Regions from separate parts of the Homo sapiens genome. Here region 1 is linked to region 2. Evidence: read pairs that join two places in POLR2A ChIA-PET (ENCODE). Cell type or tissue: Panc1. All regions are shown on one strand. Links, peaks and the distances in the headings refer to the core of each region. The heading gives the core; the rest is flanking DNA.

Region 1 (10,955 bases), core at 3,789-8,788, 55 kb after region 2:
GGTGGGAGGATTGCTGGAGTCCAGGAATTCCAGGCTGCAGTGAGTTATGACTGCACCACTGCACTCCAGCCTGGGTGACAGAGCAAGACCCTATCTCAACAAACAAACAAACAACCCAAAGCAACCAGCCAAACAAAAAACCCCAGCAGGACAATGTAATGGGAAACACAGTATTTCAAAATAAGATCTAATTCAAGTCCTGATTTGCTGGCTATGTGAACTCAATTCCAGAGCCACAACTCACTATGACCTTGAGGGACTTCTTTAACCTGTCTGCACCTGTTCACTCATCTGTGGAAAGGGCATAACAGTATTTTTTCCCTCATGATGAGTAAATGCAGTACATGCAATGTAGACATACGAATTTGAACCCATAGTAGATGCTTGATAAACATCATGAGTATCTCTAATCCTGGCCAACTTGGCAAACCCATAGGACGAAGCTCTGTAAACTTCTGACTCCCAACCAGGGCTGTGTTCATTTGAGTTCCCAGGAAATAAGGAAAATATCAGCATCTGATAAATGAGCAAGAGTTGCTCCTTCCTTGTTCCAATTTCTTTCCTCATTTTTTCAGTTTAGGAGGCTAAAGGGAACAGCTTAATGACAGCAACATCTGAAAAGGAGGACCAAAAAAGAGCATTGTGTTTTGCTTCTAGCAAATCAGGAGCCACTGAAAGATGGCCCACCTCTAAGACACCCAACTTTCAAAGCTGCCCCAAATTTCCCTTGGCTCTAACAATTTCTGCTCAATGACAAATAGGAATTCAAATCCTTCATGGCCTCCATCAAAGGGTGGGGTGTGTGTGTGTGTGTGTGTGTGTGTTCATTAAAAAAAATATGGACAGTTGAGCAGAGAAAAAGAAGAACACACAGTGCAATAGTCTGTGTAGGAGGCCCAGGAACTGCTTGCCACCATCATAATTCTTTGCTGTGACACTAAGCAAAAGCTTGCAGAGCCATTTTACTCTTGGGGGAAGCAGGCTGCCCCTGCCATGACTTTCCAGTGTTAGCTTGATCGCCTTACACAGAGTCTCGCCCTAATCTCTTTTCCCTTCTTCCCTCCGCCTTCTGCCCTAGTTCTACTGAAATAAAGCAAAATTTTTAGACTTCTCACTCTAATGTGTGTGGCTCACACAGACATTATTCAAGGGTACACATATTCATGCATTCATTCCTTAAGGAATTATTGACACTTAGTGTGTGTAAAACTCTGATGGGGCAGAGAATGATTCATTCATTTATGCATGGAAGGAACGATTACTGAGTACCTACTGTGTGCTGGGCACTGGGGACACAGAGATGAGAAAGGAAACAGCCTTGCTTTTAAGAAGCATATAGTCTCCTAGGGAGACAGATGAGAAAATACACCATTTTGGTATGAAATGATGAATGTATAACCTTCTTGCTCAAAGTGTGATCCTTGGACTAACAGCACTGGAATCACCTGGCATGATGAAAAATCCAGGGCTCCCCCCATAATAAATCAGAATCTGTGTTTTAACAAGGTCTCCAGGAGACTTGCATGCTTATTTAAAGTTTGAGAAGCACTGGTCTAAGACATGGTCCCTGCTATTCATAGGCTTGCAAACTGGTAAATCATTCAAACATACTAATGCCAGAGAAATGCATAGTTCTCTGTATTCACGTGTCCAGGCTCCACTGGGTTCTCCCCTAGTCAGTTAAGCCAAGGGGAGCAAGTCAGGAGGGGCCTGGGGTTATAGCCACGTACTGGGGTAAGATGGGTAGTAGGAGAGATATTGTCCTGTCAAGCCAAACAGCCCACAAGGATTGGACAAGAGCAGGGGCAGGGAGCACCCCAGGAAGAGTCACAGCCTAGCCCATCCATGAGGACTATGGGGTGGCTGCACGCAGGCAGGCAGGCAGGTAGGTGGCAAGGACCAGGGGGGCTGAGAGTAGAAAGGAGACCCAAGTGTGGCTGCAAGTCCAGAGCCTGGCTCTGAAGAAGGCAAGCAGGAAAGATGGTCAGGTGGCACATTGCTGTAGACTCATCAGATCTGAGTGTGATTTCTGTCTCTGTGACCTCAGCTAGTGTTTTAACCTTGCAGACATTCATTTTCCTCACCTGTAGAATCTGGCTAAAAAAAGGCACCCCATGAGTGGCTAAGAGATTCAATAATGTGTGTAAAGCTCTTGGCTTCTGGTGCTGCTTAATGGTATTATTACTATTCCCACTTTATAGTTGAGGAAATGGAGTCCCATGGACAATAAGTAAATTTCCCAAGGTCATTCAGCTCGCAAAGAGCAGAGCCCTTCCTCTAGACTGACTCTCCTAAAAATCTCACAGCTCAATGCATGGATGGTTATTATTTCACCAACATCACTGTGTGTCCTGCTAAGGGGCTGCTGTCCTAAGCAGGTTGCTACATCTAAGACCACATCTTCCAACCTCCCAGCCTCAAGTTGGAATCTCTTCTGAGAACTGGGCCTGGGCCAGCAGACAGAGCCCAGCACTTCCCACTGCAGGATGGAGGTGAGGCTTCCCCCAGTAAACTTCCAAGTGTGTTCCAGCCCTACTGTCCTCATTTTACCCCTATGAGTGCCGCTTCACCTCACCTGCATTCTCCGCCCTGAGTAGGTGTGACTGTCACCCATCCAGGAGCAGGTCACAGCTCTGCTTTTAGTGGCTTCCTTAAAATCACTGCACTTACTTACTTTTGTAGGCTGATTGTACAAAATGTGCACTAGCTGACATAATTCCAGTTATTTATTTGTAGATTCAGGAAATGAGTGAGAAAGCAAGATTATTTCAGGTTCAAAGTAATTTGCTGAAAGCATAGGTTCTCCTGGTTCTCCCACTTAGCAGCATCTTACCTAGGTAAATTACTTAAGCTCTGAGTCCTAATGCTTACATCTGTAAAAAGGAGAAACAACAGTAATGCAAACTTTGTAAACTTTTATGAGATAGTAGCTGTGAAATACTTTACACCATTCGAGTAAATGTTAGTAGCCACCATTTCTATTGTATTTATTTTTATTCTCCAGGCAGCCTCTTTCATGCTAGGGGAGCACCAAAAAGAAGGGACTCCAGGTCTTCTTTGCCAAACGTTTGCCATTATATTTCACCAAGAGGCTGCTTTATAGGAAAAAACATGTGTGTGTGTGTGTGTGTGTGTGTTTGTGTGTGTGTCGTAGTTAATGGTAATTTTGACTTTTAAGTATTGAATGAATGGCTCCCTGAATGACCATTACCCACATCTCGTGTCCTGAGCACATTGTGTTTACAACATGGGCGAAAATCCTGATCTTGAAAGAAAATAATAAAAATAAAGATCTTGCCATAAATCCTACAAAATAGGACAAATATTTTTAAAGTAGGTTTTTGAAGGAGCTTTAGAGCTGGTGGTCATCACTAAACCTTCCCACTATGCTGGATTTCTTTAGGTTACTTAGTAGGTATGTACTTAGAAAAAATGTTAAAGTATTAGAAAATGAACCTAAGTAGGGCTGCTAAAATCATCCTGTTGCTCTCTTAGCGAGTGAATAACCTGAAAGTCAAGGTCGGTGGCTCTTAGCCTTTCGGGGTTCCTTGGAAAAGGGCCTCATGAAAGCCACAGTACATACTTATGAGGTCCCAGAAAGAAATTCTAATTACACCAGGGGCTTATCCCATATGCCAAAAATATTTGTTGAGTTAAAAAGAACTAATTAATTAATAGAGCAAGGATTCTTAACCTGGGTCCAAGTATCTCATGAACATCCTGGATGGTCAGCAAAAATTGGGTATATATTTACATTTCTGGGGAATCTACGTAGAATTCTCAAAAGTTCTATGGTCCAAAATGATTAAGAACCATTTTGCCTTTTGGGATCCCTGGCCATCTTGGTGGCTGCTTTTGGTTAGAGGCCATCCCACATCCAAGGCCAGAATATGGTGGCCGCAAAGAAGACGAAAAGTCACTGGAGTCCATCCACTCTAGGCTCCAACCCATTAAGGGTCAAAAATACAAGCTGGGGCAATCCGGCTCTGAAGATGATAGACAAGGCAAAGTGAAACCGGTCATCCCCACCAACTGCCTGGCCTCGAGGAAATCTGAAATACAGAACTAAGGTGCATACTCTCAAAACTGCCATCTACCACTCCAGCAGTAATAACATTAAATTGGGCACAGCATGTGGAAAATACCATAGCAAGTGCACCCTGGTGTCACTGATCCAGGGAATGCTGAGATTTTTTTTTTTTTTTTTTTTTTTTGAGACAGGGTCTCACTGTGTTGCCTAGGCTGGAGTGCAGTGGCACCATCTCGGCTCACTGCAAGCTCCACCTCCAAGATTCAAGCCATCCACCTCCCACCTCGGCCTCCTGAGCAGCTGGGACCACAGGTGCATGTCACTATGCCCAGCTAATTTTTGTAGACAGGAGGTCTCACTATGTTGCCCAAGCTGGCCTCGAAGTCCTGGACTCAAGCAATCCGCCCACCTCAGCCTCCCAAAGTGCTGGGATTACAGGCATGAGGCACTGCACCCAGCCCTGAGATCTTTGGAAGCATGCCAGAACAGACTGGTGAAAATAAATCATGCAAATCTTTAATAAAACTGGCCAGAGCTTATTTTTCAAAAAGAAGGAAGGAAGGAAGGGAGGGAGGGAGGGAGAGAGGGAAGGAAGTGGGGAGGGAGGGAGGGGAGGGAGGGAGGTTTTATGCTATCTCTAAAGCCAAAAACAACTGGCAAATTTGGCAGCTCAGAGGAACGAAGCTTTAGATATCTGAGTTCTGGCTTCGGCATACCTCCCACCTCCTGATTCCCGAGGGCAGAACCTCTCACTGCTGCCCACAGTCCAGTCCTCCCCCTCTGCCTGGAAGGCTGTCTCCATTTAGACCACATTCCCTCCTGGCCATCCTTCAGGACTGCACACTCAGTTATAAAAGCCTCCTTCCCTGCCTGAGGACAATAGATAGCTCCTTCCATCACCCAAATTATTTTCAGAGGCTCCTTGCTATTTCCCAGGTACAAAAGAAGCCCTCACAGTATTGCTTATACAATGATAGCCTATTATTTGTTGTTTTGTATTTGCACCCTGGTCTGTGTTACCTGGTCACTGTGGCCCAGTTGTTTATTCTAGATTCAAAGCTGTCAGGGGAATCACTGTTGTTTAATTTTCTTTTGTGTAGGAGGTGTTCAAAGCAAAAGTTAGATGACAGACTTCAAAATCATTTCAGATTCTGCAGCACTGTTTGCTACAATTAGGAGAACTGGTTCTGTCAAAACCCTAACTTACGGCTTCGTTCATTCTGGACATTTTTATTTTTCATACCCTGCTCTCAAATACAATGGGTATCTTCTTTTTAAATCTGCACACATCTGACTCAGTTCCTCCCACAGTCCTCCGCTTATGGTTTGGAATTGGAATTTTCATTTCACTAAGAAAGGGAGAAATTCTTGCTGGGGAATGGTTCTTCAGGCATTCAGAGCCCTCACTATCTTTGGAAAAGCAAGGTTTTTTCTCCAAGAGTTTTGAAGACTGCACGTTCAATATCTCATTTTGTTTGCTTCCCTCTCTTGGCTCCCTCCTACCCACAGGGTGCCACAGCACGCTGTCTTTCCCAGTAGCAAAGGCGCTGTGTCTCAAAAGCTGGCTATCTTATTCATTTCTGAGTCAAACTCTAGACCATGCTTGCCTCTTCAGGCACTTGGCTCTCTCAGCACAAATATAACAGGTCTTTGCACTCCAGGCCCTTGCCAAGAGTGAACTCTGGAGGCCTGAGGCCATGTGGAATCAGGCCTGAAGTGCCCTCCTTTACCCTGTGGCACCAAAGCCTGCTTCAGATGGCTGGGCCACATCCTGCCGGTCTGCCAAGAAGAGCTTGGGGGCACTCTGGCCACAACAGTCAAGCATCCTGGGGGCCTCCTTCCCATTAAGGCCCTCAGGTTTCGCACTTATTTCCCCAGAACTTATCTGTGCCTTCCACAGCCCACATGGCCCCGGGCTGGACTTCCAGGGGCTTTGTTCCCTTCTCAGCTGCGGTTTATTTGTTTACTTTTGAAACACGAAGTGAGGCCAGAGATGGGAAACTTTGAGCTTTTGCATGCTTCTCCACTCGGTCTCCTCACTGGAGAGGGCTGGCAGTGCTCAGAATGGTGCATGCCCCCTGCTCCTCACCGCCACCCATGCTCCAAAGCCAGGATGTGAGTCTTGCAGAGCTGCAGACAGCCCCTAAAGGGTGTGCTCCCAATTTGAGCTCATCTGACCCAGTTAAGGAGCCAGAATGGGAGAAGCATCTGCCACTCATGAGCTCTGGCTGGGGGGCCCCTGCCCTCCCCCTCGCCCCCAGTCCTGATGCCCTTCTGGGCGGCTTCAAGCAGCAGCTGCAAAATGTCAGTGCAAGAGGCAGAAGAACCAGGGCGAGCGTGCAGGCTCCGGGTGATAGAAGCAGAAGGAAAGTCTAGAAGCGCACGGAGCAAGGGGCCACGCGGTGTCGCAGGCAGCGAGGACAGCCCAGGCTCCCAGAGACCGCAGCCGGGTGGAGGCGTCTGCGGGTACCAGGCGACGGGCCAGGGCGCACGGCGAGGCCACCCACCTCTTGATGTAGCTGCTGAGGCGGTAGAGCTGCCCGTCGAGGCGCACGAGGCCGTCACCGAAGACGTTGAAGCCCCCCCGCGCCGCCGCCGGCTCCCCGGGCCTGGCCACCACGAGCTGGTCGCCGCTCAGCTGGAAGGCACCGGGCTGCAGGCGCAGCAGCTGAGCCAGCGGCAGCAGGGCCAGCTCGCAGTCGCAGGTCCACAGGCTGCGAAGCTCCCCAGACGAGATGGAGGTCAGGCTCGGCCTGGCCACCGGCTCGCAGGCCGCCCCCGCCATGCCCGCGTCGTCGGTCCTCACACCGCCTGCTTCCGTCCGGTGCCTACAGCCCCCAGCCGGCACCTGATGGTCCCCAGGAGGGGCCGGGCGCCCTGCCTGCGTCAGCCGCGCGCGAGGTGAGGAGGGGGTCGGTCTGCCCGCCTGGCCGGGACGCGGTGGCCGCTCAGGTGCCAGTCTGACCGCCCGGGCGGCCCCTCCCAAGCTGCCACTCGCTGGGAGCCCTGCAGGCACCGCGCGGAGAAAGCGGCCCCGGCGCAGCGCGGCCCCTTTTATCCGCCCTCTGGACGCCCGCCTCGCCCCTGCCGGCCCACGGCCACGACCCCAGAGGCTCGGGGCAGAGTTATCATCGTCTCATAACTTGGCATGCTCGAGTCTGCTCGCAGGCAAGGCTTAGTCATCCCCCTGGGGTCCACTACTCAACACCAGCGCTGGCCCCCGCCCTGCCTGGCGGACACTGCCGGAGGCTGGAGGTGGGGAGAGTCCTCCCCGGGTTCCCAGGCCCTGCCTATGGTGGGCGGCAGGGCGCACAGCACCCATCCTTGCCTAAGACACCACACCCCTGGTGTTGATTGGAGAAGAAGGCAAGGGCTCTGGCCCTACCCATTCCACCTGGGACCCAGAGGCTGTCAAAGGCCAGTGCTGGAACTCCGATCCCCACCTCAGTACCAGACCTCTCACTCAGCCTCAGTTTTCTGCCATTTTAACTCCATCCAGATCGTACCCTGCATTTCCCTCCTTTCAGCCTTTCCTTCAGCTGGTTGCTGGCCCTGGATCCCTTCCCCCTAGAAATCCCACTGATCATCACATCGCTTTTCCATAAAGCCTTCACGAATCCCACGAGGGTTTCATCGCTTTGCTTCTCCTTTCTACTGCACGGTGAACCCTAGACTGCAATGTGCCGTGTAGTGGGGATAGCAGGGTCCTAGCATCCTCCCTTCTCCCCTGCCTCCCCAGTAGGTGGTGATCTCCTTGAGCCCCAGAATATGTTCATTTCTTCAGTCTATAAATATGTGAGTGCTAGCTATGGGCTCATTGATCTCCTGAGGTATGAAAGGAGAACTATATTATTCCATTTAATTAAACACCTATTTCTGCTGCGGAGAAGCCTGGATGGGATGGGAGGAGAATCTAGCCTAGTTTCGAGGCTTTCTGTAGTACTGTGTTTTAGGATTCTAAGCTACATCCCAAAAGTTGAGTAGAACGTAGAGAATATCCTTAGTTAGTCTTTGTGTGCCCCCACATGAACTCTTGTGTAGGTTTAATCAGATGGGATGAAGAGTCCTCCCGCCACATCTCATTTAAATCTCAGAATATAAATGAGCCCCACTCTCTTCTCTTCTTCTAGGTGCACACCTATCCTTTCTCCAGACATGGATCTTTTACCCATGGGATCATTACCCCATCTCTGGGCCTCTCTGAACAAATCTAATTCACTGAGCATGAATTGATCACTACCCACTCAACCTTTTGTGGCGCAGGAAGGATGCTCTACCTGTGAAAAAAGCATCCAGAAGATCTTCTTGCAAAGGGAGGTTTGAGGATCCCTGCAAAGAGAATGGGTCTGGGGTGGGCTGAGACTGTAGACAGGACTCAGAGGCTGGGGCTGTTTTCACAGGGGAGGGATTTGGTGCCAGCAGTTAAATCCATTGTGCCCTATTTAGAACTTCACTCTTGTCCCAAACATTGACAGAGTCATCACTATGCACCAGGGACCATCTTAAGCTCTGAGGTCACACACACACACACACAAGGATCCAATAAGTGCTACCATAGATGTATGGACTAAGCACTATGAGAAATAAGTGGTTCTGCCCCAAGAAGGGTGCTCAAAGGAGGTGACACATGGCTAGACTTCCAATACACAGGGGAGGCTCCCAGGGGAAGGAGCAGCAGCAATAAGGAGATGGGAGAGAAGATTCTGTACCATTCTATGCAAAGAGAGATGCTATGGTTCCATCTGGGGGAGGGGGGAAATTTTTAAACAGCTAGGGCAGACCATCCTATTTGGGATAAGAGGGGTCAGTTTTATATGAGATGAGACCAGAAAGGGCTGTTGGAGCCAGATTGTGACAGACCCTCTGAGTTGTCAGGAATTTGGATTCTTAAGACAATGAGGAGCCTTGGGATGTTTTAAAGAAAGGAAGTGATATAATTATGCCTCAGTTCAGATAGACACCTTTGGTTATGACCAAAGAAGATGTTTTGAAACAGGAAGATCAGAGGCAGAGAAACCAGTTAGGAGATTGATGTAATAATCCAGATAACATATGATGGGGGTCTGAACAGAAGCAGCTGTGGGAATGGAGATGAGGTTTCAACATTTTTGAGTCAGAGTCAGCAGGAAGGATCTTATGAGTAAATAAATGAAAAAGAGCAGAGAGACCCACTTAGTCTCTTGCTTGGGTACCCAGAGAGATGGTGACACCATTAACGAAGCTAGGGTTCACAGGAGGAAGAGTAGGAGTTTGAGGAGAGATAGTGATGAGTTCAGGGGGGACATACTGATTTTGAGCTACTTATGGAACATCAAGGTAGAAAAGTCCAGGAGGCAAGGAGTTAGTTGGGTCTGGCGTTTTGGAAAGACAAGGTCAATGATTGAGATTTGAAAGTCTCTAGATCAAAGACGGGGTTGAAGCCAAAGAAGTGGATGGGGGCATCTAGCTAATACATGATAGGGTAGGAATTTGAACCCAGGCCTTTAGTTTACTTCAACATATGTTAATTGAGCATCTGCTATGTTCAGTGCTTTGCTGGAGATACAGAGTTGAATAGAGGATGGCCCCTGTCCTCAAATAACAGGGAGAAATGCAGGAATCAGCATGAACTAGTCTTCTGGCACCATGTCCAAACATGTGGCTGAAATCTAGTTATATTTTGCCTGTGTCTCCAACCTGCTGGTGGAATACAACCTCAACAACAATAACAGCTGCAGAAGTTGCTTTCAATTAGTAAGTCAAGGAGGGCAGGTCCACTACAGAGCCCTCACCAGCCCCTACTCTCCCCATTCCACATAGATCGAACTCAACAACTCACCCTATGAGCTTCACATAGATCAAGCTCAACAACTCTTGATTGCCCTTAAACCTACACCACACTGTCTATGAATGATTTGGCTTTCTTGAAGGGTAAAATGTTACATCGGGGTTTTATATCAGAATTATATGCATTTGTTTAAGATAAACATACCAGTCCCTCCTATCAAAAAACCGTTTCCTGGGCAGGCACGGTGGCTCACACCTATAATTCCAGTATTCTGGGAGGCCAAGGCATGTGGATCGCCTGAGGTCAGGAGTTCCAGACCAGCCTGGCCAACATGGTGAAATCCCATCTCTACTAAAAATACAAAAATTAGCTGGGTATGGTGTTGAATGCCTGTAATCCTAGCTACTTGGGAGGCTGAGGCAGGAGAATCGCTTGAACCTGGGAGGCAGAGGTTGCAATGAGCCAAGATCGTGCCATTGCACTCCAGCCTGGGTGACAAGAGTCAAACTCCATCTCAAAAAAAAAAATCCGTTTCCTTCATAGTAAGATATCAACACTTAGATCTGAGTAGAAGAATTAAACGAAATTTTTCTTTACCTCACCACAGTTGTGTGATTTTACACTTTTCCTGTATTTTCCAAATAAATGTGTATTGTTTTATACAGAAAAATGATGTTGAGCATAATAAAAATATTTTAAAGATGCTTTCTTGGTATGTTGTCTAGAGGTTTCATTTGATGCGTTTTCAGCAAAACACCTGCATTTCTTTATGGGTAATTTATGCATTACCAAAATGCCAGAGAAAGATATGAAAAAGTGAACAGAAAAAAAATAGTATTCAATGTAATGTAAGCCATTGCTAATAAGTAGAGAGCTAGAGAGATCTTTTCATGTTTAATGTCTTTTTCATTACCCAAGTACCAGCCAGGCAAACAATCACTCCTGGTGACGACCTTTTCAGTCTTTTTTTGGTTTGCTTACATAGTTGTGTTCCTATCGTAGAATTTTTATTCGGCTTTGTGCATTTAACATTATATGTATATTATGTTGTGAAAATTTCATTTTCTTTGTGAATAGTATTTTAAATCACTATGCTATTTTCCATCAAGTGTATATTCTATTGTTTGTCTAGACATTTCTTTACTCTTGAACACTCAG
Region 2 (10,955 bases), core at 3,204-8,203:
ATTTTGCTTGACTCCCATGCATGTTAATAAATTTATATGCCTTTTCTCCTTTTAATCTGCTTTTTGTCAGTCAATTTTTCAGCAAACCTTCAGAGGGTAAAGAGGAAGTTTGCCCTTGGCCACTATGATGGTGATATTCACTGCCTACTTAATAAACAAAGGTCCTCATAGAAGCTTCTTCTTTCAGGACATCTCCTGTGCACATTTGGGATGGCACAGTAAGGGACTTCCTTCCAGGGACCTAGGCATCTTCGGATGAGGATTTTAGAAGAACGATGGTGTTTACAGTCATCGCTCATTGTCCATTTGGACTAATGGGGGTCTGAGGTGCAGGCAACACCCAAATCACTTATATTTGATTATGAATATTGCTCATTTAATGTGAGTTCTAATATTCCAGAAACTATCATGAAAAAAATAATAGAATCACGATGTAAAAACCAAATTTTCACAACCTACCCAATCCTTTTAAACCTTAAGAACACCTTCCAGCTCCAGGGATCCCCTTTAAGGGGTCATTGGCCAAATGGAGGAACCAAACTGGTGAGAGGATTTGACACTGCACCCTGAGAAGAGTGTTTGTAGGGCCTGGAAATGCTTTAACTGGAAAAGAGAAGACTTAGAAGGCATATGACAAGGTTTTTGTAGGGTCATAGATTTATACTAACTAACATCCATGGGAAGAAGTGGAACCAGTGGCTAGAAGTTTAGCAAGGAATATTACAGCTGCTACAACTTCTACACAGTTGGAGCATCAGACAACGAAGGGGGATGGGGCTACCCTGAAGTGGATACACAGGGGCACTGTCACCCCTTGGCAAGGATGGAGTCAGGAAGAGTCACACATATGAGGCTCTGGATGAGGTAATTTCTAGGCCACCTTCTAACCCCAAGGTGCTAAGCATCAATTCTGTGATTATTGTCTCAAGTGCTACTTGATCCCAACCCCATGCCAGGAATGAACCATGTCTCAGACTGACACCAAGTTTTCTGTTTAACTAGTAGCTTGGAGGTGGCTTGGTCACGGAATTTTTAAAAACTTTCAGGGGATGCACATGTGGATACACTTCCAATAGAAAATTGAGACTAAACTGGATTCCCACCCCATTGCTTTCTGTCACTTGACAGCAACTGCATCCTTCCCTCTCATTTTTTAGGAGAAGGAAGCATCCCCTAATCCCAACCACTGCCCCTCCCCAGCAGGGATGATACTCATTTCTTGGCCTAAGCAGTCAGTCATCTTCTGCAATGTACTGGCTCCCTGGGTTACAGGTTGGGAGCTGCAGCGACAAGGTTCTGATTTCATGCCAGGATCTCTGGCTTTCTCCATGACTATTACCAAAACGGGCTGCCAGCGCCCTCTGTGTTGAGAAGTTTTGGAGCCAGGGGTTAAGATCTATGAGGTTGTTTTAGAAACTGCAGCTGGGCTGGGCTCATGCCTGTAACTCCAGCCTGTAACCCTAGCACTTTGGGAGGCCGAGGCAGGTGGATCACCTGACACCAGGAGTTTGAGACCAGCCTGGCCAACATGGCAAAATCCCATCTCTACTAAAAATACAAAGAATTAGCTGGGCATGGTGGTGCGCACCTGTAATCCTAGCTACTCGGGAGGCTGAGGCAGGAGAATCGCTTGAACCCAGGAGGCGGAGATCTCAGTGAGCCAAGATTGTGCCACTGCACTCCAGCCTGGGCGACAAGAGGGAAACTCCGTCTCAAAAAAAAAAAAAAAAAAAAAAGAGAAAAAGAAAAAGAAACTGCAGCTGTACTCACCTAGACCCTGAGAAGCAACAGGCAAGCTTGAGTAGCATCCATATTTGAAACTGAAATCTTGAAGCTCAGGAATTTTAGCTGGAATTTGGTAATTCCTTCGGAATTCAGTGTCTGGAGGTTGGGGAAGTAACTTTTTCCATTCCAGAGACAAGTGAGAACTTTTCTTAATCTTCTGAGCTGGGGTGGAATGGAAATGGAAGGCAATACTTACTCCTTGTGAACAAAGTAGCTAAACCCACTCTTGCTGTGTTTAGAGGTATGGTCAATGTGCCCTGTATGAACACTTCAATGGAGAAATAATTTTCTGCTTTGTCAGTCACAGGAAGTATATACTCAAATGATCAGAAGTGGTCTCTAGTGAATATATTTTTATGTCATGAGTCTGCTCAGTGGGCACAGAAGACACTGATCACTCCACTGGGTCTGTCTGGTCCCTGGGGCAGAGGTGGGTGTCAGAGAGATTTTGGATAGGGCCAGGGTCGCCATATAAAACATGGGATGCCCAGTTAAATTTGAATTTCAGATAATGACTTTTTTAGTGTAAATACTTGCTATCTACTGCATATCATTATTCAAATTTAACTGGGCATCCCATAGTTTTATTTGCTTAATCTGGCAGGCTTAGATGGGGTGCTGTATATCATCCCTATTACCTGGAAAAAAAAAACACTCGAAGCTTATCCCTTACTGATGGAGGGTTAGGCATCACTGCATTAGTGGATAGCACCACTGTTATTTCTTTGAAATATCTCTGCTAAAACATATTCATTCAATATCTATGAAGCACTGAAGCCAGTGTTACAAACATTATCAGATTACAGAGGCAAGAGTCACAATCCATCTCACTTAGAATGAGTTCATTCCTGATTCTTGCTACAAAGCCTTAGTTCAGAGGCATATCATGTAACACCATCTTTATTCAGAAAGACAAAGATGTCAAAAATATGAGTTTCATGAGCAATGTCCAAACAGTGCAAATTACTATTGACACTGAACTCAACTCTCTTCCAAATTAGTTTTCCAATAGATCTTTTCAAAATAAATCCTAATATATATTATGTATCAAACGATTTATAATGGTACCTACTGGTATACGTTTTATATCAAAGGATACATAATTGCATCTACTGGCACCTGAGAGCATTTTTATATTGATTTTTTAAAAATGATTTCTGTCTAGACCAGCAGAGGAGGAGAGGATTCCAGTACATGTTGCCTCTTACTTTAGATAACTCAGGAGGAGAGGGCATGGGTATTCAATAGCCCTCATAATGACCTCATAAACTGCCCATACAGAAGACAGGTTATAGAGGGGAGGAACTTGTGGGGCTCAAAATCAGGGCACCCCTTAAGATATTTTGGAAAACCATCTGGTACTGTTCCTGTAACTTCCATCTATAACTTAGTGCTATGATTTGAATGTGTCCCCGCAAAAGCAAACTTAATCCCTAATGCAACAGTGTTGGGAGGTGGGGCCTAATGGGAGGTGTTTGGGTCATGGGCACTCTGCCCTCATGAGTGGATTAATGCTGTTATTGTGGGAGTGGGCTAATTATTGCAAGAGTGGGTTCCTGACAAAAAGGTGAGTTTGGCTTCCTTTCTCTCTCTCACTTTCACGCTCTTGTCCTTCCATTTTCCATCAGGGGATGATGCTGCAAGAAGGCTCTTGCAAGGTGCCAGTACTATGCTCTTGGCTTCCCAGCCTCCAGAATCATGAAACAAATAAATTTATTTCATCATAGATTACCCAGTCTCACATATTTTGTCAAAGCTGTACAAAACAGACTAAGACACTTGACTTTTTCACTAGGAGCTTTATAAGCAAAAACAAATTTCCACTGAAATACTTGATGCTTTTATCTATATCTCTTCCCTAGAGCTACCATTCAATAGTAAATGTTTTCAGTTCCTATATCAGTTCTGTGCTATTTGCCAAGGTTATACATAATTAAGTCATTGTTCTACCTTAAGACAATTAGCGTGAATACAAAGATATCTACAGAACAAACAGGTAGGGAATGTGGTAAGTCTTGCAACCATAACATTTGGAACTGTGGATCTCACGTGGAAATATGACATCAGAATCACCTGGGAAGGGTCTCTCAGAATACATCTGCTGACCCTCATTCCAGACATTGAGAACCTCCAGAAGTGAGCCCCAGGCACTTAGATTGTGAAAACAAACCGCCCATGTGCTTAAGAAATACGACTCAGAGCTTTGAATAGGGTGCTACAGGAGCCCAGAGAGAGTATGAGGGGCTGTGTTGGAGGAAGAGGAGGATGACAAGGACGAAAAGGCAGTCACAGTAAGGAGCTTTGACAACGGGTCAGTACAGAAGCAAAAACTGCATAGTGTGTTTGTGAAACTTGGCCTGGCTCACAGAAGGGTGGGGCATGCAGGGCAGGGAGGAGGAGCTGAGGGTGAAATAGGAGAGGCAAGCTGGGGCCAGGCTGTGAAGAGTCTGGAACGTCCGTTCCACATGAACAATGATGGACCGGCATAGAGGTGGAATCATTGGAGATGAAGACCCAGAAAAGGCAAAAGCCAGGACCTAGACTTAAATATCTATAGAATGAACAGGGAATGTGGTGAGCCTTACAACCATAACACTTGGGACTGTAGATCTCACATGGAAATAAGACATCAGAATCACCTGGGAAAAGTTTTGCAGACTACAAAGAGTCTCACTCTTCATTGATCCTCAGTACTTATCACAGTGATAGAACTCATTAAGTATTTACTAAGTTAATGAGTGAACGCACACACCAAAAAACCTGGAAACATAACTGCTATGGATTAGCAATTAATATCTGAAGTACACTCTAGTGACTGCCTATGTGATCAAGCTATGCTTAAGGTAACTCCTAGTAAACTATATATTGTTCATTCCATAGCATGGGCTTAGTTCTTTAAAATTGAGGCTTTTGTTGTCTTTATAAAATGTTGTGTTAATGAGCTTCATGCGTTATTTGGAAGACAGGTTCCTGATAAAAAGGGACCTAAGCGACACCTAAAACCCCCGTATTTGTGCTAAAGTATGGACAAAAATAATAACCATGAGTTAGAGCTAACCTGACCCAATGACGCCTCCCCCCAGGGTTCCTGTTCCTCAGGAGCTCAGCTCCCTGGGTTTCTTTTCCACTGGAGTAAAACTGGAATGGTTTAGCCCAAAGAAAGAAACTGGCCCATTTAAGATTAGGTATGGCATCTGCAGAAAGGCCCAAACCAAAAGTAAGTCTTCAGCAAGGACCATTCAAAACTATTAGGACCAGCTGAGCACGGTGGCTCATGCCTGCAATGCCAGCACTTTGAGAGGCCGAGGCGGGTGGATCACGAGGTCGGGAGATTGAGACCATCCTGGCTAACACTGAGAAACCCCGTCCCTACTAAAAATACAAAAAAAAAAAATTAGCTGGGCATGGTGGCAGGTGCCTGTAGTCCCAGCTACTCGGGAGGCTCAGGCAGGAGAATGGCATGAACCCGGGAGGCAGAGCTTGCAGTGAGCCAAGATCAGGCCACTGCACTCCAGCCTGGGTGACAGAGTGAGACTCCGTCTCAAAAAAAAAAACAAAAACAAAAACAAAAAACAACCCATTAGGACCATTGACACATAACCTATAGTCAAGTGGGAACTAGCTCCGCTGTCTATCAGCTGCTCTGATTCATCAAAGCCACGTTCTCTAAGCCTGACTGTGAAAAGCAGCACATTTCAGTGCTCCTCAGTCGTTTACCTTAATTCCATAATGAGGATAAAAAGCTAAGACATGGCCCTTGTTCTTCAGAAGCTTAGATTATTACAATATCATAAGTCCTACAAAAGAAGTAAGAACCAGGGCTGTTAAAACACATGGGAAGGCCAATAACCCAAAGGTGGAGGATCAAAGAAGGCTTCCAGAAGAGAGGCGAGGCGTACAACCAGACTTAAATTATGGGTAGACAGAGGCTGAGAAGGAAGGGAGACCTGCTCCACAGGGAGGAAGCAATGTGTGCCACCAGCACAAGGCCACGAGGCATGGAGGTATGCGGAGGCTGTTAGTCGGGACGGCTGGCAAGGTCATGAGGGTGGGGGCTGACAAGAGAGGAGGCAGCATGGCGGCCAGGACCAGATTGTACAGGACTCATGTAAGGCATTTAGCTTTTATCCTGAGGACAATGAAAATTCACTGAAGGGTTTTAATCCATAAAGTGACATCAGTTTGCACATCTGGAGACTCATGATGGCTGTCTTATGGACAGTGGGTTAGAGGACACAAAACTGGAAAAGCTCACTGGGAAAGCTCCTCTAGCTGCCAGGTGGTGAAACAATTGGAGGGAACCTATGGATAATGCAGGAAGATCGGCTGCCGGGGGAAGGAGATGAGTTGGAATGCTCATGAGGCTTTCACTCAGCACCCAATATAGGAAACTGAGGGTCTAAGGAGAGGTTTGGGAAGAGATACAAATGTGGAGGTTCTCAGGATAGTTGTTCTTTAAAGGAATCAGAAACTCTAACAGTTAGAGGCCAAACAGAAAAATCACCAGAGAGAAGGAGTCAAAAAAGTAGGAGGAAACTAGGAATGTGTGGCAACACAGAAATGCAAGAACAGTGGTCTGAGAGAGAGAGCAGAATCCACAGTTAAATGATGCTCAAAAGTTGGGTAAGACACAAATGGAAAAATCTCCATTGAAGGTCATTGCAGACCTTGAAAGGAGCAGTTCAGTGAATGGTGGGGGCAGACACCAGGTTGGAAGGGGTTGAAAAGTCAAAGGGCAAGCTTCCCATTAAACTCAATGGATTGTATCCCTGCAGTTAGGACTCCTCTGTCCCCAAACTCCAGCAAAATGATCGTAGATTAGAAATGTTAACACATTTTTTTAGAAAATGGAAAGCAAATGTAGATGTAGCAACTGATTGAGCAAAGTAGAGGAAGCTGAAGCCTAGATGACTGCAGCAGGGAATAATAGCAAAGAAGTGAACTAGGTAACCCACACTACAGAACACTTGCAGGCTCAAAGGTAACAGGTACAGTGGAAGGCAGGGAGCAAGGCTCAGGGCTGAACACAGAGGCTTGGCTGAAAGCTTGAATACCAAGTGGCTTCCCGGATCACCTTCATAACCCTGCATAGTCATATGACTATTCCTTCCTAACTAGAAGTTTATTCTCTGCAAAACTGAACCAAAGAAGCTCTGGACTGAGGGACACCAGGCATGGTAAAAGGTGAGTGGAGTGAGATGCTTGATTGAAAAAAAGAGGGGTCAGTGAAAGTCTGCACACCAGCCAGGAAGATCCCAACCCCTTGCTTCTCCACTCCTGCTCTCAGAATGCCAGCAGTCAGAATTACCTCTCTGGAGAGACTGATCCACAAATAATGGCATTTAGGGATTTCCCCCAAGAAAGATAGCTCATCCTCTAATCACCTAAGTCAAGTACCAGCTAACAAGTCCCTTCTTTGTACACAGTTTTTAATTATATTTGATACCTCCTTTGTAGGTTTTTGAGCCTTGGAGTTTAATATTTTGTGTGCACCCACTTTAAGAAAAAGAAGAGTCCACAAAAGTGAAACTTGAGTTTTATTAGCTTTATAATGAATCGGCCTCTGCTCCCTTGCAAATATGGACAATCAAATTTTCATTAGACCATTAAGACACTCAGAGAAAAATGGAAACAATGCAAGAAACAGATGAAAATGCTGAAAGTTAATTATATCATAAATATCTTAAAATTCATGAGAATTACTGCATTATAAAATAAGAGCAGAATGCTGTTTTTAAAAAATAATTGGAGGGAGGAAGAAAGAGAGCTTAGAAATTAAAAATATGAGACCTGTAATAAAATTTAATGAAGAGCTAGATTAAAAAGTAAAGAAGTTTTCAGCCAGGCATGGTGGCTCATATCTGTAATCCTAGCACTTTGGGAGGCTGAGGTGGGTGGATTGCCTGACCTCAGGAGTTCAAGACCAGCCTGGGCAACATGGTGAAATCCTGACTCTACTAAAAATACAAACAAATTAGCCGGACGTGGTGGTGCATGCCTGCAGTCTCAGCTACTCAGGAGGCTAAGGCATGAGAATTGCTTGAATCTGGGAGGCAGAGGCTGCAGTGAGCCAAGATCACACAACTGCACTCCAGCCTGGTGGAGATTCTGTCTCCATGAAAAACAAACAAACAGACAAAACAAAAAAGGTATAGAAGTTTTCAAATAAACAGAACAAAAATACAAAGAGAAAGAAGCTAGGAGAGAAAAGGTAAGATAATTTAAGGCTCGATCCAACTATCCAGTAGCTTCCTAAGAAAGGGTGTGTTGGAGGAACTTTTGAAAGTATATTCTTGTCAATCTGGAAATGTCTTTTTTTCTTCATTAGACTTGCTTGATAGTTTGGCTGGATATAGAATTTTAGGTTGGAAATCACTTCCCTTCAACACATTTTTCCAAATGTCTTCTAGCATCCAGGATTTCTATGTAGAAGACAGATGACATTTTAATTTCTGATCTTTTTTATGTCAACCCCCTGGAAACACTTAAGATCTCTTTATTCCTGACATTCTGAAATTCCACACTTACATGCATTAGTGACAGTCTTTTGTCATTCGTTATGTCAGGCATTCAGGGGCCCTTTCAATCTAGAAACTCTGAGAATTTTTTCCTGCATTACTCCTTTAATATTTTTCTCTCCTCTCTTTTCTCTGTTCTATTCTGTCATTGTGTTTGGAAAAAATTTTGGTAAGTGTACAACAAAGTATGGAAAAAAATAGTGACAGGCATGTAGAAAAGTAAACACGTAGAGAAAAACAATTAATTCTGGTAAAAATAAGAGAAAACAACAAGCAAAGGAAATAATGAAATACAACTTGGCTCAGCAGCAAACATTTACGTACTCATGTAATCACAGTATGTCATATCATAATATATACACTAGCAATTGAATTTAACAAGAAATCTGTAATATAATTATATTGACATGATGGATGGAGGGCCAGTGAGACAGAGTTATAGGATAGCCAAATCCTCAGCTTCCAAAACAGAAGTCAATAACGTCTAAAATTCATGAATGAAGAGGAGCAGTAGAAGCAAATTATTTAAAAATCACATAAGAAGAAATAGTTAACCAGATTGAAATTGACTGCCAATGAGGAATAAGAGTAGGGATGGGGCGGGGTAGGTCAAGGAACTACTGTTGTTTCTTTATATGCCTGTAAGTAATCATTTAAGTATATGCATACATTTGTTTAATAAAAGTAAATTTTAATGTTTAAAAACTGTAAACAAGAAGTTAGGAATTCAGAATACCATGTATAAACTGACTCTTGAAGGAATTTTAGCTGGGAAGGAGGTAGTTCTAATAAGAGAAGCCAGACTGCCTGGGTTCAAATCCTAGACACCACCAGTCCTGAGCTGGGCAACCCTGGGCATGTTGCTTAACCACACTGAGTTTTAGATCCCCCTCTTTGATTGGCGGTAATAACTTCACAGGTTGTGAAAATTAACTGTGTTAATTTATGAAAAGCTAAGGGCTTAGTAAACATTGGCTGTTTATGAAGGGAAGCAGAGAAATGAACAGTAGCTAAAAGAAGAGATGGGGTTGAGGGAAAGCTCTGTTTTTGTTTTCATCTGGAACATGCTAGACGGGATATACTACAGTCAATGTGCATGCCGGTGGGGTGGGATTAATACTTTAGAGATGGAGGGATGATGTTGGAGAAAAGGCCAGAGAACTGGAAAGATAAAGTTCTTGTTCAGGGGACAGGGAGACAGATCCACAGCTCACAGGGATTGATGGTTCTGTTGGGGCAGGAAAAGGGATGTAGGATGAAGATGGAGACACCCAGACCTTGAGAGATGTGTCATTCTCCTGTCCTCGGGTGAACAGGGGCCCTCAGCACTCCCTGGCTTGTGTTCAGAGCCCACAGGGCAGCCAGCCTTCCTCAGCAGTCACTGGGTGTCATTATTTTGTCACCAAAAAGCAGGAGAACACCAATACTCCAACTGCCATTGTGTCACAGGGCTTAGAGCCATGCACCAGCGTGTGTGGCTTTCTCAGTAACTTAGGAAAAGATTTCCGTCTGTGCGTCTAAAAATATAATCAATTTTCATGAATTCTCAATAAAGTAAATTTCCTGCTGATAAGCAAGACCAAAATTGCATTGAATCACCAAATATGTCATTTCTGGAAAATGTGTTGGTATAGATGGAACTCATTTTTGACCCCCTGAGACATGGAAGCTATGATGTCATCTCTACTTACCCTACAAAAAAACAGTCAAAGGTGTTCCCAGCCACAGAGCCCTAAGGGCAGAGCCAGGTGAAGCATGAGAGAATCTAGATTCTCACAGGGGAATCTGCATAGCAGAGTTCCCATCCCAGGACACATGTGCTCTTCCAGGAAGCAGGATGAATAGTGTGCTGGACTTTTCATCTCTAACAAAGGAGAGAATAAAATGGCCCTCACTTCATCCTCTCATGGTTTCCTACTTACCTACAGAAGACACCAGCATCCCATCCACAAGGAACTCCAAGGCAGACTCCTATTACTCCCGTATCTCTGACATCTGTCAGTCACTCATCCCTATCATTCATTTATTTGTTCAACCAATATTTATTTTCATCACCTGTGATAAGCCAGGCACTGGGGTGGGTGCTGGTGAGACAATGTGAGCCAAAAGCCACAGCCCCTACCCTGGAAGGGGCTTATTGCTGACTGAAGTGCCCATGCCACCACCTTGCAGATCCTGCCTCCATCCGCACTGCCACAGCCCTGTGTCAAGCCACCTCACTCCTCTCTGCGCTCCCCTAACAGCCTCCTCCTGTCCACCTTCTTCCTGAAGGGCCATCTCCATTCTTCACTCTGCAGCCAGTGTGAGGCTTCTAAAAGTCGACATCTGAATTGTGTCACTACCTTAATAAAAACCTCTTAATTGCTTCTGGGATGAACTCCAAACTCTTTAGTATGCCCTGTAATGCCCTTCCAGACTGGGTGTTCTCTGCCCACGTTGATCTCCTCCCTCAACCCTCCCTTTGCCCTTGATGCTCTACTCTTGCTGAAGTTCTTTTAGTTCCTGAAATGTTCCTGCAGGTCTTCAATCCTGTAACAACACTCTCCCCTACCTCTTTGCCTGGCTAATTCCTCTTCATCCTTTGGGCCAGGCAGGGAAGCCTTTCCTGACCCCCTATCCCACACTAAGCTGGATGTCTTCCTGTATGCCCAC

What was found. Peaks named below come from ENCODE experiments on the same cell type or tissue, not always from the same donor. Only the 100,000 strongest peaks of a DNase experiment are listed, where the experiment ranks them.
Region 1: POLR2A ChIA-PET joins it to region 2 with 6 read pairs; 4 of 35 experiments call an interaction of 5 or more read pairs at or near these places.

What each region holds. Positions count from the first base shown.
Region 1 is chr13:30,902,376-30,913,330 of GRCh38, reverse strand. MEDAG (mesenteric estrogen dependent adipogenesis) reads right to left here and starts at 7,060. Exons shown (of 5, transcript NM_032849.4): 1 at 6,538-7,060. The coding sequence starts at 6,815. The region is part of intron 2 of TEX26-AS1 (TEX26 antisense RNA 1); the gene reads left to right. RefSeq lists an enhancer at 5,958-6,459. In Panc1, for the core only: no CTCF peak of the experiment used is centred there; no DNase peak of the experiment used is centred there; H3K4me3 peaks cover 716 bases; H3K27ac peaks cover 268 bases; H3K27me3 peaks cover 707 bases.
Region 2 is chr13:30,957,214-30,968,168 of GRCh38, reverse strand. TEX26 (testis expressed 26) reads right to left here. Exons shown (of 7, transcript NM_152325.3): 5 at 1,771-1,947. Among named protein-coding and RNA genes, the nearest start is that of TEX26-AS2, 15 kb to the left of the region's middle. In Panc1, for the core only: no CTCF peak of the experiment used is centred there; no DNase peak of the experiment used is centred there; H3K27me3 peaks cover 67 bases.